Linked DNA regions of Homo sapiens: region 1 is linked to region 2. Evidence: read pairs that join two places in POLR2A ChIA-PET (ENCODE). Cell type or tissue: MCF 10A. All regions are shown on one strand.

The links. Peaks named below come from ENCODE experiments on the same cell type or tissue, not always from the same donor. Only the 100,000 strongest peaks of a DNase experiment are listed, where the experiment ranks them.
Region 1: POLR2A ChIA-PET joins it to region 2 with 17 read pairs; 2 of 35 experiments call an interaction of 5 or more read pairs at or near these places.

What each region holds. Positions count from the first base shown.
Region 1 is chr20:47,120,107-47,128,106 of GRCh38, forward strand. The region is part of intron 9 of EYA2 (EYA transcriptional coactivator and phosphatase 2); the gene reads left to right. Among named protein-coding and RNA genes, the nearest start is that of MIR3616, 43 kb to the right of the region's middle. RefSeq lists an enhancer at 5,618-6,131. In MCF 10A, no CTCF peak of the experiment used is centred here; DNase peaks (open chromatin) are centred at 4,865 and 6,035.
Region 2 is chr20:47,379,445-47,387,444 of GRCh38, forward strand. LINC01754 (long intergenic non-protein coding RNA 1754) reads right to left here. Exons shown (of 3, transcript NR_146496.1): 3 at 3,322-5,575. Among named protein-coding and RNA genes, the nearest start is that of ZMYND8, 27 kb to the left of the region's middle. RefSeq lists an enhancer at 3,951-4,803. In MCF 10A, a CTCF peak has its summit at 4,757 (motif pointing left); DNase peaks (open chromatin) are centred at 567 and 4,747.

The DNA of each region.
Region 1 (8,000 bases), 260 kb before region 2:
CTGAGGCAGAAGAATTGTTTGAATCCAGGAGGCAGAGGTTGCAGTGAGCCAAGATTGTGCCATTGCACTCCAGCCTGGATGACAGAGCAAGACTCCGCCTCAAAAAAAAAATTAAATAAAATAGCCAGGCATGGTGGCGTGTGCCTGTGGTCCCAGCTACTCAGGAGGCTGAGGTGGGAGGATCGCTTGAGCCCAGGAGTTCAAGGCTGTGGTGAGCTATGATCGCACCACTGCACTCCAGCCTGGGCAACAGAGTGAGACCCCATCTCAAAAAAAAGGGTTTATTTTCAGTGCTATGGATTTTACCTAAATTTTTTAAAAAGAAAGAAAGAAAGAATCTCCTTGGGTAGTCACGTTTTGTTAGACCGCTGAGCCCAGGCTTGGTCTTGGTATGTGCTGCCATAGCCCGTGTGCCCAATGCGGTGGGGAAGTCGCTTCTTGCCATGGTGTCTGTTGTGACATTTCTGACTGGAATCCTGCCGGGTGATGTGACACTGTGGAGTCTAAAGGTCCCAGATCAAATCCCATCCCCACCACTTCCTGGAACAAGTCAGTTTTTTCCTAAGGTCTCAGTCTGTAAAATTGGAACAGCAGTTCTTGCCCTACTGACCTCATAAGACAAGCCCGAGAATGATTCTGTTTCCCAAAGGGCACTGAGAGTGCTCTGGAAGGAACGCACACGGTCTGGAGATAGCTAAAGATGAATATTTTTTACTTGGAAATTCAGATAGGACTTTTTGTTAGTTCTTGAGTTTGAATTTTATACTGTCATCATCTGGTTTTGGTGTCCAGATAATACTGGCCTCATCGAATGGGTTGGAAGTGTTCCCTCCTCATTAGTTTCTTGAAGAGATTGTGGAGAATTGGTGCTAATTCTTTTGGAATATTTGATAGCATTCTCCCCTGGAACCATCTAGCCCTTGCAGTTCTTTTTTGTTTTCTGGGAGGCTTTTAATTAGGAATTCAAGTTTGTTGTTGTTGTTGTTGTTGTTGTTGGGTTTTCTTTGAGACAGAGTCTTTCTCTGTTGCCCAGGTTGGAGTGCAGTGGCACAACCTCAGCTCACTGCAACCTCCACCTCCTGGGTTCAAGCTATTCTGCCTCAGCCTGCGGAGTAGCTGGGTCTACAGGCACCCGCCGCCACACTCAGCTAATTTTTGTATTTTTAGTTGAGACAGAGTTTCACCATGTTTGGCCAGGCTTGTCTCGAACTCCTGACCTCAAGTGATCCACCCACCTTGGCCTCCCAAAGTGCTGGAATTACACGCATGAGCCACCGTGCCCCGCCAGAATTCAATGTTTTCGTAGGGGTAGTTATTTCATCTTGGGTGAGTTTGGGTAGTTTATGGTCTTCAAGGAATTGATTCATTTCATTCGTTGTCAAATTTGTATGTGTACAGCTAAAAAACAAAATTGAAGTATCTACTTTTATGATGACTTTCAGTTTGTAGCATATAATCCATAATCAGAAACCTACAGTAGGCAGGAGGATCACTCGAGTCCAGGAGTTTGAGACCACCCTGGACAACATAGATCCTGTCTCTACAATTAAAAATAAAATAAATCTCTCTCCCCATGCATAGCACTGGGTCAGATCCTTTGCATGGGTCATCTCCTTGGTCTTCAACACGAACCTGCAAGCTAAACATAGTAATCCCCATTCAACCCAGAAGGACACAAGCTCTGCCCAAGACTACCACGCTGGGAAGTGGCAGAGAAGGGATCAGACCCAGAACTCCAAAGGCCATTCTAAACCCAACTGAGCTGACCAAGGCCCCAAGTTCCCTGGCCCAGCCCTCAAACTTGCCCTCCAACCCCAGCTCCTTCCTCGGCCAGACATCACACTGAGGGCATCTGCAGGCCACACCTGGCCCTTAAACATATCCTTTTTATTACTTTTAAAATTTGTTGCCAGCATTTAAAATCAGGATATTTCACATACAAATCCAGCTTTCTGGTTTCTTTTGAAAAATCAGAAGATCTGGGCATGCTGCACCCACAATCCCAAATGGCATCACTTGGCTGCAGCTGCCCAGAAACCACCCCCTATAAATGGCTCAGGTGTTCAGTTTGCCACAGTCCCCTCATTCCCTATCATCTCCCTAACATTAATGTCATCATGTTTCATTTTCTTCATAACATTTGTCACTCTCTGAAATGAAATGTTTCTTAGTTATTTTCTTGGTTTTTTTTTTTTTTTTTTTTTTGAGATGGAGTCTTATTCTGTCGCCTAGGCTGGAGTGCAGTGGCACGATCTCAGCTCACTGCAAGCTCTGCCTGCTGGGTTCATGCCATTCTCCTGCCTCAGCCTCCCAAGTAGCTGGGTCTACAGGCACCCGCCACCGCACCCGGCTAATTTTTTTTTTGTATTTTTTAGTAGAGATGGGGTTTCACCGTGTTAGCCAGGGTGGTCTCGATCTCCTGACCTCGTGATCCACCTATCTCGGCCTCCCAAAGTGCTGGGATTACAGGCGTGTTTCTTAGTTTTTTATGCCCTTCTCTGCCATTAGAATATAAGCTCCTTGAGGCAAGGGACTTTCAATATCTGAGAGCAAGGAGACAGCATTGCAAAGTGGTCAAGAGCAGAGGTCAGCAAACTACATCCATCCTATGGGCCAAATCTGCTCCCTCCCCACTCCCCCAGCTTGTTTTTTTAAATAAAGTTTTATTGTAACAGTCACACCCATTCGTTTACATCTTGTCTATGTCTGCTTTTGTGCTACCGCAGCAGAGTTGAATAGTTATGATGGAAACCATATGGGCCACAGAGCCTAAAATATATGCTTTCCAAACCTTTATAGAAAAAGTTCACCACCCCTGGTCTCAAGAGCCAGACTACTCAGATCCAAAGACAGCTCCACTTCCTAGCCATGTGACCTCAGACAAGTCACTTTGCCTTCCTGTGCCTCAGTTTTCACCTCTGTAGCATGGATGTAATAACAATAATACTCACCTTATAGGGTCACTGGGGGAGGATTACATGAGTTAATACATGTCGAGTGTTTGGAGCTGTACCTCCTATGTAGTAAAGAGTTTTTGTAGATAAGCAAATGACACTTTTTTTTTTAATTGACAGATAATAATTGTACACATTCATGGGGTACATGGTGATGTTTCGATGCATATAAAGTATAATGATCAGATCAGGGTAATTAACATATCCACCATCGCAAACATTTCTCATTTCTTTGTGTTGGGAATGTTTAATATCCTCCTTCTAGCTATTTGAAACTATATATTATTATTAAAATATTGTCATGAGTGGGGCAAGGTCAGATATAACCAGGTCCACGCACGTTTATGTCTTTCCACAAGGTCAGGCTTTCACTGATGCTATTTCAGTTATGAAAGCCACTAGCTAGAGGAAGACAAGAGAATGACCTGTCTGGAGTTCCCAAGGAGGCAATTCTCCTTAATATTACCCTTTCACTTGGTAGTCAGGGCCATGAGCACAAAAGGCTGAAACCACTCCACAAGTCAGTCAATATTGCAAACCATACATAATAGTATACTTAATTGATATATAAATGTTATAGATTAGAATTTCATGCCAAACAGCAACATTAGGCATCAAGAATAAAGGGGATATGAAAAGGGACTAACGGGCTGGGTACGGTGGCTCACGCCTGTAATCCCAGCACTTTGGGAGGCCGAGGCAGGCAGATCACTTGAGGTCAAGAGTTCAAGACCAGCCTGGCCAACATGGTGAAACCCCCGTCTCTACTAAAAATACAAAAATTAGACAGACCTGGTGGCACACACCTGTAATCCCAGCTACTTGGGAGACTGAGGCAGGAGAATCACTTGAACCCAAGAGGCAGAGGTTGCAGTGTGCCAAGTGCACTCCAGCCTGGGTGACAGAGTGAGATTCCATCTCAAAAAAAAAAAAAGGTGGGGGAGTGGGGGGCCTAATGAACCAGTCCAAGGAGAGTGACATGTAGAAGGAGAGAGTCCTGATCCGGGCACTTGCCAGTATCTTCCAAGAGTCCTTTATTTGGGCAGAGCCTTCAGCTTCAAATTCTGGGTGCTGATGACAAGTGACAGTGAGACAGAATGTGTTAAGATGTCAAGCTGGTGAGGTCCTGCTCATTTTATGACCCTTGAGTCCTCTGGTGAGGACTGGTGGTAAAGGGTTACACCCTTATCTGGTTGGGTGTTGTCTCTATTGATTAGGTAGACATCTGGACTCTTGTTGACTTGATGACTTTTAAAATGTAAGATGGAGTCTTTTTCTAAGATGGAGTCACTTATGTCAAGGGTGTGCTATACATATAGTATCTTTTAAAGAGCTGCATCTTTAGAAGCACATTGCTGGTTATGTAAGATGTTCTATCTGAGGAAGTGTGCTGAAGTGTGACGACTACTAATAATAAGCAGAAAGCACGTGGTGTTGATGGGGATGTTGTCAATGCTGATGGCAGCAGCGGGCACTTGCTGGGCATCAAACCCTGTTCTGAGTCCTTGGAATGACTTTCCATAAACAAACCCATCTCCCATGTCACCACATGCCCCTCAGCCCTGGGCAGTGACTCCTGTTAGGGTGATCATCTCATCCAGGTTTGTCTGTGACTTTCCCACTTGTAGCACTGGAAGTCCCAAGACCCAGGAAACCCCTCAATCCCAGGCAAATCAGGAGAGTTGGTCACTCTACTCCATATCCACAATCCATTTTATCTATTTATTTGTTATTTTTGCCTTTAAATTTATATCCTAGAAAAATACTTTAAAAGCTGCTAGACATGTCCAGCTGAAAGAACATTCTTCAAAGATTAAAAAAAAAAAAATTCTAAGAGGCTGAATAGTTGCACAAAACCCCAAAAGAGGAACCGGTTTCAACATCTTTCTTTGTTCTCTTAAATTTGACCATGATTTCATCATTTGTCATGAGTTTGACTCTTGTGATTCAGCGATGATGGAATGTATCCTACAGTCTTTTGGTTAAGTTTTTTTTTTTTTTTTTTTTTTTTGAGACAGAGTCTTGCTCTGTTGCCCAGGCTGGAGTGCAGTGGCACTATCTCGGCTCACTGCAAGCTCCACCTCCTGGGTTCACGCCATTCTCCTGCCTTAGCCTCCCGAGTAGCTGGGACTACAGGCACCTGCCACTATGCCCGGCTAATTTTTTTTGTATTTTTAGTAGAGATGGGGTTTCACTGTATTAGCCAGGATGGTCTTGATCTCCTGACCTCGTGATCCGCCCGCCTCGGCCTCCCAAAGTGCTGGGATTACAGGTGTGAGCCACCTGCCTGGCCAGTTAAGTTCTTGTTAGTACAGATAGACCCATTATCTTTTCTATTTTTGGTGTTCTCCCACAAAACTGTCGAAGAAGCCAAGTTTTTTTTTAACTTTACTGTTTAAACATGTGAATCAACTTATTTTTTCTTTATCAGCATCATTTTCTTGTCTTCCTCTAAAAAAAATTTTTTTAAACAAGCTGATCTGCCTTCCAAAAGTTTCCAAGTAATTAAACCCAATTAAAACCATTAAATTCTTTCTTTTAATGACAACTTTATTATTAAAAGCTAACCACAAGGAGGAGATTTAACTGGCAAAGCTCTCTGTTGTGTGTTAATCCATTCCTGACCTCTGGCTGACACTTCCAAGAGATAAACCCCACAGAATAGGGAGCTGGTTTAATGAACAGCTTTAATTAATACTTTTCTTCCTTGTGGCAGAGTAATTATTTGTTCAACTTGTAAACAGCTCCTTGGCGGTGATTTTTTAAAGACCCAGTTGGCTTGGATAGTGTGATGGTTTTGATGTGTTTTGTGTGTTTGTGTGTGTTTTTTTTTCTTTAAAAGAGAGAGGGGAGGAGATCTCCATTCCAGGATTGGTGCTGAAGCACATGTGTCCTGAAGTTCAGGACGTCAGGGTAATTGACACAGAAGAAAAGTGAGGCGAAGGCAGGCAGCAAGCTGCCTGTATTTTTGAGACATCTCCAGAGAGGGCAGGTCTGCAGACGGGCAGGTCTGCACTTTGCAGCAACAGTCTGCAAGCCCAGACAAGGCCCCCAAGGAGACACAAGCCCAGCCCAAATGCAGTCTGAGTGTTAAGAAAGGAAAGGGCCTGGGATTGCAAAGCGCGAGGCCAAACGCCTCCCCCGACCTTCCCTTCGCGTGGCACCTGAGAAAGGGGCAGCCCAGTGCAAATGCTAGGTGTGACCAACCAGGCCCCGGAGAAGCGATTCTGTGAACAAGGATGACTAGCCCGCTAGTAGTGCTTGCCGCAAGCCGCCCATGCATCCCAAGTGCTTTCCACCCATCACCTCCCTAACCTGTCTCAGGGAGGTAGATGCCGTGGGTTTTCGTGAGGTTAAGTGGCCTGTCCCAAGTCACGTACCTTCTAGCAATAAGGGCAGAGCGCAGATTGCAGCCAGCTGTCTGGCTGCAGGAGTCAGTCCTAACTACTGGGCAGAGCTGCCCCTTGAGACAAGAAAGTGGCACCTCCCACTCAGCTGGCGGGGAGAGACTTAGGTTTGTTTTTTTTCATTTAGTTCATCTCTTAGTTAGAAAGCTGGTTTCATTAACAAGTTAGAAAGTTAGTTTCATTGCCCACTCTGTAATTCCAAAGTTAATTTACTAACACTAAGGACCAAGCTTTTTCATTATTTTAAAAATCATTTAGAGGAGTGATTCTCAACTAGGGGTGATCTTGTCCCTCAGAGGACATTTGGTGACGTCTGGAGACATTTTTGACTGTCACAACTGGGTAGGCGTGCTACTGAATTTAGTGGGTAGAGGCCACGGATGCTGCTCAAATTCCTACAACCCACAGGATGGAACTACAACGTGGAATTATCTGGCTCAAAATGCCAACAGTGCCAAAGCGGAAAAACCCTGATTTGTAGAATCCTCAAATGTTTCATTCTTATATAATTACTCAGACTTTTCATTCTTGTAGAATGCTCAAATGCTCACTCTAGAAGCAATTTGTAAACACACAAAAGCAATATTAATGCACCCATCAGTCCCCACCCCACCCCCTCAAAATTAGGCTGAATCTCTTATAAAAAAAAAAAGTTAATTAATTAACTTAGTGAATTTGTTAACCAGGCCACCAGAAATTCTTCAGAAACACATCTAAAGTGCCACTAACTGTTCTCAACTGAACAGTTAGTTACGGATGAAATTGTTAGTACAAGAATATTTGAAGACAGTCCCCAAATTCCCAAACATCTACCTCTACTTATTATGCAAGTTTCCTTAAGAAAATGCTTATGTGGCCAAGCTCGGTGGCTCATGCTTGTAATCCCAGCACTTTGGAAGGCCGAGGCGAGAGGATCACCTGAGGTCAGGAGTTCGAGACCAGCCTGGCCAACATGGTGAAATCCCATCTCTACTAAAAATACCAAAATTAGCCAGCTGTAGTGGCACACACCTGTAATCCCAGCTACTCAGGAGGCTGAGGCAGGAGAATCACTTGAACCCGGGAAGCAGAGGTTACAGTGAGCCAAGATAACAAAAAAGAAAAGAAAATATGTATGAAGAGCACAAAGCAGATTAACTAATTTCACCCTCTGAGCCTCCTTGGGCTGAGGGATGTGTTCAGAGATCTCTGATGCCTCTTTGGGGCTCCCAAGACTCTCCTCCCCAAGGGCTCAGAGCTGTGTCTGAAGCTGGAAAGATAAGCAGACAGTCCTGGAGGGCTTAATCCTGGGACTGGGTTGAGTCCAATGCTTAAGATGTCAGAATTCAAGCTTCTTAGAGCAAGGGCCGTAGGCTTCGTGTTTCTATCTGGAAGGACTGACCGTGGCATCCCACCTGCAAGACCCTTGACAAGAGCGAAACAGACAGCTAGCGTTGCTGACAGACCAAGACATTATTCAGAGAGTGTTGCTGTTTTCTGAAAATTATCTTTGGATATGTTGCATTTGATAAGATTAATGGATCTAAAGAGGCCCTAAAGTTAATCTTTTCACAAACACACCTGTTTTTGACTCCTAGGGTGACATCCTAGAAAGACATGGGCTACAAGTAAGTGAGGGGAAAGGCTGGGAGCAGAGAGA
Region 2 (8,000 bases):
CTGGCTAATTTTTGTATTTTTAATGGAGATGGGATTTCACCATGTTGACCAGGCTGGTCTCAAACTCCTGACCTCAAGTGATCCACCTGCCTCCCAAAGTGTTGGGATTACAGACATGAGCCACCGCAACCGTGATTTGTTTTGTTTCCAGGCTGGAGTGCAGTTGGCGCCATCATGGTTCACTGCAGCCTCTACCTGAGCTCACGTGATCCTCCCATCTCAGTCTCCTGAGTAGCTAGGACCACAAGCCCACACCGCTATGCCCAGCTAATATTTTGAATTTTTTGTAGAGACAGGGTCTTGCTCTGTTTCCTAGGCTGGTCTCAAGCTCCTGGGCTCAAGTGATCCGCCCCCACCTTAGCCTTCCAAAGTGCTTAGACTTCAATATCTTCTGACCTGAGCTGCTGGGGGGCTGGAGTTGGTGCGGGCTGAGATGGGGACAGTAGTGGGAGGAACAGGCTGGGGGAGGATGAATGTGGGGGTGAGCTATTAGTCATCCAAGTGGAGATGTCACGGAGGCAGTCGGATGATGGAGTGCAGGGGAAGTTTGGGCTGGAAGTATAAATGTGGGAGGCATCAGCATCTAGACGGAATTTAAAGCCATGACGCATATGGGCTGAGATCACCTAGGACTGTGCGTGATGGGAAAGAATCGGGTCCAAGGGCCAGTCCCTGACACTCTCCACAGCTTGGACATTTGGCTGTGAGAATGAACCAACAAAGATGACAGCCGGGTGCGGTGGCTCATGCCTGTAATCCCAGTACTTTGGGAGGCCGAGGTGGGCAGATCACCTGAGGTCAGGAGTTCAAGACCAGCCTGGCCAACATGGCAAAACCCCATCTCTACTAAAAAATACAAAAATTAGCTGGGTGTGGTTGCAGGCACCTGTAATCCCAGCTACTCGGGAGGCTGAGGCAGGGAGAATTGCTTGAATCCGGGAGGTGGAGTTTGCAGTCAGCTGAGATCTCACCACTGCACTCCAGCGTGGGTGAAAGAGCCAGACTTTATTTCAAAAAATAAATAAAAGAAAAAGAAAATTGCTCCTTCAAGCCACGTAACAGGAGCAGAGAAGGAAAGGTGGGTCGAAGCCCAGCTTGGGCATTTTCCAGGTGTGACCTTGGACAAGTTCCGGCCTTCCCCAGTTACCCCATGACACTGCTGTCAAGGATAGAGGAGATCATGAAAAGTGAAGAGCCTCTCAGCTTTGTAAACTGTGAAGTGCCTTCTAAGGATCAGGGTGATTGCCAACTGAGCATTTCTATAACACCACCACTGAAATAAAAACTCAAGGTCGCACAGCTTCTGCTGACATCATTCAGCAGAGAACAGATGCAGAATTTCCAACCTTTCAAGAGCTGTGCACCCTGTTAGCTTGAGGGCCAAGACCTTACCACTTCCTGACCAAAACATAATGCATACAGCATATTAACCTGAAAAAAATTCTAGGAAATAGAAAAACATGCATGTAGTAAATAATTAAAATGGCATAGAAACGTATCCATGGGGCTGGGCGTGGTGGCTCACGCCTGTAATCCCAGCACTTTGGGAGGCTGAGGCGGGCGGATCATGAGGTCAGGAGTTCGAGACCTGCCTGGCTAACATGGTGAAACCCTGTCTCTACTAAAAATACAAAAAATTAGCCGGGCATGATGGCAGGCACCTGTAATCCCAGCTAATTGGGAGGCTGAGGCAGGAGGATCTTTTGAAGCTGGGAGGTGGAAGTTGCAGTGAGCTGAGATCAAGCCATTGCACTCCAGCCTGGGCTACAGAGCAAGACTCCGTCTTGAGGAAAAAAAAAAAAATTAGCCGGGCGTGGTGGTGGGCGCCTGTAATCCCAGCTACTTGTGAGGCTGAGGCAGGAGAATCACTTGAACCTGAGAGGCAGAGGTTGCTGTGAGCCGAGATCGCACCACTGCACTCCAGCCTGGGCGACAGAGCGAGACTCCGTCTCAAAAAAAAAAAAAAAGACTTTGCTCTGGTCAGGAGTGGTAGCTCATGCTGTAATCCCAGCACTTTGGGAGGCCAAGGTGGGAGGACCAATTGAGTCCAGGAGTTCAAGGCTACTAGTGAGCTATGATCATGCCACTCCACTGCACTCCAGCCCAGGCAACAGAATGAGACCCTCTCTCTAAAAGAAAAAAAAAAAAAAGCCAGGTGAGGTGGCTCACGCCTGTAATCCCAGCACTTTGGGAGGCTGAGGCGGGTGGATCACTTGAGGTCAGGAGTTCAAGACCAGCCTGGCCAACATGGTGAAATCCCGTCTCTACTAAAAATATAAAAATTAGCCGGGTGTGGTTGCCTGCGCCTGTAATCCCAGCTACTCAGGAGGCTGAGGCAGAATTGCTTGAACCTGGGAGGCGGAGGTTGCAGTGAGCTGAGATCATGTCACTGCACTCCAGCCTGGGCGACAGAGCAAGACTCCATCTCAAAAAAAAAAAAAAAAAATTTATAAAAGCACAGGGTCTTCCAGAAATTGTGGATTAATTGGTCTGGGGAGACGACCAAGCATTTGATTTTTGTTGTTTTTTTTTTTTGTTTCTTTGAGTTGTAGTCTCGCTCTGTCACCCAGGCTGGAATGCAATGGTGCGATCTGCGCTCACTGCAACCTCCGCCTCAAAGGTTCAAGCAATTCTCCTCCCTCAGCTTCCCAAGTAGCTAGGATTATAAGCACCTGCCACCATGTCCGGCTAATTTTATTGCATTTTTAGTAGAGACGGGGTTTCACCATGTTGGCCAGGCTGGTCACAAACTCCCAACCTCAAGTGATCCACCCGCCTCGGCCTCCCAAAATGCTGGGATTATAGGTGTGAGCCACCGCACCCAGGTTGATATAGTTTTTAAAGAGCCCCAGCTGATTCTAATGTGTAGCCACGGTTGAGCGCCACTGTTCTAGAAAACTACAAGTTTAAACTAGAACAAAAAGAGGCATTTTGGCCCGGCACAGTGGCAAACGCCTGTAATCCCAGCTACCTGGGAGGTTGAGGCAGAATCGCTTGAACCCGGGAGGAGGAGGTTGCAGTGAGCTGAGATGGCACAACTGCACTACAGCCTGGGCAACAGAGTGAGACTCCGTCTCAAAAAAAAAAAAAAAAGCAGGGGGAGGGGAGGCATTTTGGCATGTCCATCACTAATGGGATATACACGCACACCATATCCTGGGTTGTAGCTTTGCAGGCAGTAAATCTAATTTTTTAATTTTTTTCAATTTCAGCTCCACTCCTAACTAACTATGATTTAGGGCTGTAGGGAAGAAAAAGTACCTTTTCCTCACCCATCACAAGGTTCATGGCTAACACCCCTAAAGACAGATTAACAAGAGATAAGCATGACAAATTTATTTAACCCAAGTTTTGAGTGACTCAGGAGTCTTCCAAAGTGAAGAACCGTGACCCAGGGCACCTGTGTTTTTATGGACAGTCAAGCAGCAGTGTCACAGGAGGACAAAAGGGTTTGATCCAATGATGTACACAGTGGGAACTTAGCAAGGCCTGTGAGTTTAGTCTTCATGGTCTCCACGGACAGGACCGGACCCCCTCTGGAATGAGGGGCTTGGGGCCTACTTTCAGGAGAGGCAGGTCAGAGAAACCTTGAGTGGCCCACTGCAGAAGAGGAAGGCAGGAGAAGGTCAGAGAGTGACCTTCCTGCTTCTATGGTTTCCTCAAATTCCTTCAGCTTCAAATGCTCAGTTTGCCAAAGTGCTGTAATTTGGGGTATTGTGTTCCAAACCCCTACAGGAGAAGTCCCTACTGCTCTAAGCAGACTTGAGCAGGCATCAGAAGCACGTGGGCAGCTTGCTAAACACTGATTGAGGGACTCACCCCCACCAAGTTTCTCAGTTGAAAGATTTGAGAATCTGCATTTCTTGAAATTCTCAGGCCTTTTGATTAAGAAACTCTTTTTTTTTTTTTTTTTTTTTTTTGACAGAGTTTCACTCTTATTGCCTAGGCTGGAGTGCAATGGCATGATCTCGGCTCACTGCAACTTTAGCCTCCCTGGTTCAAGCGATTCTCCTGCCTCAGCCTCCTAAGTAGCTGAGATTACAGGGGCCCGCCACCACGCCCAGCTAATTTTTGTATTACAGGTGCCACCACGCCCAGCTAATTTTTGTATTTTTAGTAGAGACGGGGGTTTCACCACATTAGCCAGGTTAGTCTTGAACTCCTAACCTCAGGTGATCCATCCGCCTCGGCCTCCCAAAGTGCTGGGATTACAGGCGTGAGCCATCACACCCGGCAGATTAATAAATTCAATCAAGGACTTTGGGGGAAGTGGGGCTGAGAATTTGCATTTCTATCAAACGCCATCAGAATTTAGCAGGTGCTGCTGCTGATCCAGGGAACAGGCTTTGAGAACCAGGGCTCAGTTGATTACTAGTATAATTAACAACCTCTGATCCCATCACTGGCTCCCATTTCAGAGCAATGGTTGGTGCCTGCAAGCTTTCATCTCACTGTGTCCACACACAATCCCATGGGGTCCCAGTGTTCTTATGGATGAGGTTACCACGGCTGCAACATTCACAGTGAATTGTCCAGGGTCACGCAGCTGCAGCCAAAGTCTGGGGTGGAACACAGGTCTAATTACAAGCAGGAGAGAACCTGGGCAACACTTTCTTTGGGAGCATCAAAGCAAGCTCTCCCACCACCTGCTTGAGCACTTCCAAATCCTGCCGACATACCCAACCCTGCAACAGGCAAAGAGCCTCGCCTCCTGCTGGGAGAGCAGCTTCTTGCGGCGCGGCCTTCGCGAAACTCCGTGGAGAAATGGCGCCCCCTGGTGGCTCCAGAGAGAGCAGCGTTCCATTCTCCGGGCTGGGAGCTCTGGTCTCATGCGTCATGGACATTCTTGGACCCCATCACTAACATGGAAAATATTATTCAGTCCATTCCATCCTAGGAAAGAACTCAGGGTGCTGAAAGGAGGTGGGGACTTCAGAGCTCAGGAATGTAAAGGAAGGGCGGCGGACCGAGCCCTGGGGCTCTCAGGGGGCTGGAATGGTTAAAGCACAGCTGAGAACAATTCGGAGTTTCACCTTTGACCTTCCCAAAGACTTCTGCTGAGGAATTTTCTTTCTTTTTTTTTTTTTTTCTTTCAGACGGTGTTTCACTTTTGTCGCCAAGGCTGGAGTGCAATGTCGTGATCTCGGCTCACTGTAACCTCTGCCTCCCGGGTTCAAGTGATTCTCCTGCCTCAGCCTCCTGAGTTGCTGGGATTACAGGCGTGCACCAGCTAATTTTTGTATTTTTAGTGGAGACGGGGTTTCGCCACGTTTGGCCAGGCTGGTCTCAAACTCCTGACCTCAGGTGATCCACCCACCTTGGTCTCCTAAAGTGCTGGGATCACAGGTATGAGCCAGCGCGCCCGGCGGAGGAATTTTCAGTACTAAAGCTATAGTGTTGTGATGAGAGTCCGGCGTGCTCCCTGAATGCCGGTGCCCGATTCATAACCTAGTGCATTCGTTCACACATTATTCATTCAACAGATAAGCTTTTGCGTGCAGTACTATTCTGGGTGCTGGGACCACCGAAATCAGCAGAACAGACAGAATCTTTGCCTTCACGGATGCCTCCTGCCCTAGAACAGTGAATGAATGAATACATCAATAGGTAGAACACATGGAAAATAGATGACACTTAATAAAGAGATGTCATTGAGATGACACTTAAGCAAAACCCGGAGTGAGGAGAAAGAGCAGGTATCTGGTGAAGAAGTGTTCCAGGCAGAGAGAATGGTAAGAGCAAAGCCCCCGGGGCGTGGGTGTGTTTCTCTAACATGTTTGAGTTCTTTTTTTTTTTTTTTTGAGACGGAGTCTCCCGCTCTGTTGCCCTGGCTGGAGTGCAGTGGCGCCATCTTGGCTCACTGCAAGCTCCGCCTCCTGGGTTCACGCCATTCTCCTGCCTCAGCCTCCCGAGTAGCTGGTATTACAGGTGCCCGCCACCACGCCCGGCTAGTTTTTTGTATTTTTAGTAGAGACGGGGTTTCACCATGTTAGCCAGGATGGTTTCGATCTCCTGACCTTGTGATCCGCCTGCCTTGGCCCCCCAAAGTGCTGGGATTACAGGCGTGAGCCACTGCGCCCGGCCTTTTTTTTTTTTTAAATTAAAAAAATAAGGGCCAGGCACAGTGACTCACGCCTGTAATCCCAGCACTTTGGGAAGCCTAGTGGGGTGTATTACCTGAGGTCAGGAGTTTGAGACCAGCCTGGCCAACGTGGTGAAACCCCATCTCTACTAATTTGCTGGGCATGGTGGCACGCGCCTGTAGTCCCAGCTCCTTGGGGGGCTGAGGCAGGAGAATTGCTTGAACCTGAGAGGCTGAGGTTCCAGCAAGCCGAGATTGTGCCATTGCACTCCAGCCTGGGCGACAAGAATGAAACTGTCTCAAAGAAAGAAAAAAAATAAAAATAAATATGGTGCTGGGCGTGGTGGCTCATGCTGTAATCCCACCACTTTGGGAGGTAGAGGTCAGGAGTTGGAGACCAGCCTGGCCAACATGGTGAAACCCCCTCTCTACTAAAAATACAAAAATTAGCTGGGCATGGTGGCCTGTAATCCCAGCTACTTGGGAGGCTGAGGCATGAGAATCACTTGAACCCAGGAAGCGAAGGTCGCAGTGAGCCAAGATCATACCACTGCACCCCAGCCTGGGTGACAGAGCAAGACTCCGTCCCCCTCACCCCCAAAAAAGAGAGAGATGGGGTCTCTCTATGTTGCCCAGGCTGGTGTCGACCTCCTGGGCTCAAGGGATCCTCCTATCTTGGCCTCCCAAAGTGCTAAGATTACAGGCATGAACCACTGCGCCCAGCTTGAGTTGTTAAAAAAATTTTTTTTGTAGAGATGGGGTCTTGCTATGTTGCCTGGGCTGGTCTTGTACTCCAGACCTCAGCCAGTCCTCCCACCTCAGTCTCCCAAAGTGCTAGGATTACAAGTGTGAGCCACCACGCCTGGCCTAGACTAGACTGTTGATGATGGAGTGGGATGTATCTCTTCATATCCAAGAACCACTTACCCTGTTATTAATTCGACAGTTTTTATTAAATCAACTTATTTTGTTTTATTTTTTGTTTATAGAGACAGGGTCTTGCTATGTTGCCCAGGCTGGTCTTGAACTCCCCAGCTCAAGCAATCCTCCTGTCTGGGCCTCCCAAAGTGCTAGGATTACAGGTGTGAGCCCCCATGTCTGGCCTGAAATAAACGCAGTGTTTTTTTTTTTTTGAGACAGTCTTGCTCTGTCGCCCAGGCTGGAGTGCAGAAGTGTGGTCTTGGCTGACTGAAACCAGGCAAAATCTGGGCCGGGTGTGCTGGCTCATGCCTGTAATCCCAGCACTTTGGGAGGCCAAGGCAGGGGGATCTCCTGAGGTCAGAAGTTCAAGACCAGCTTGGCCAACATGGTGAAACCCTGTCTCTACTAAAAATACAAAAATTAGTCAGGTGTGGTGGTGCACGCCTGCAATCCCAGAGCTACTGAGGAGGCTGAGACAGGAAAATCGGTTGAACCTGGGAGGCAGAGGTTGCAGTGAACCGAGACCGCACCATTGCACTCCAGCCTGGGCAACAAGAGCGAAACTCAGTCTCAAAAAAAAAAATCTAAATAGGCCAGGCACGGTGGCTCATGCCTGAAATCCCAGCACTTTGGGATGCCGAGACAGGAAGGTCACTTGAGCCCAGGAATTCAAGACCAGCCTAGGAAACAGAGTGAGACCCTCCATCTCTACTAAAAATTAAAAAAATTAGCCCAGTGTGGTAACACATGCCTGTAGTCCCAGCTACTAGGGAGGCTGAGGCGGGAGGATCGCTTGAGTCTGGAAGGTGGAGGCTGCAGAGAGCCGTGATAGCACCACTGCATTCTGGCCTAAGAGAAAGAGCCAGACCCTCACACCTAATCCCAGAACTTTGGGAGGCCGAGGTGAGCAAATCACGAGGTCAGGAGATCAAGACCATCCTGGCTAACACAGTGAAGCCCCGTCTCTACTAAAAATACAAAAAATTAGCCGGGTGTG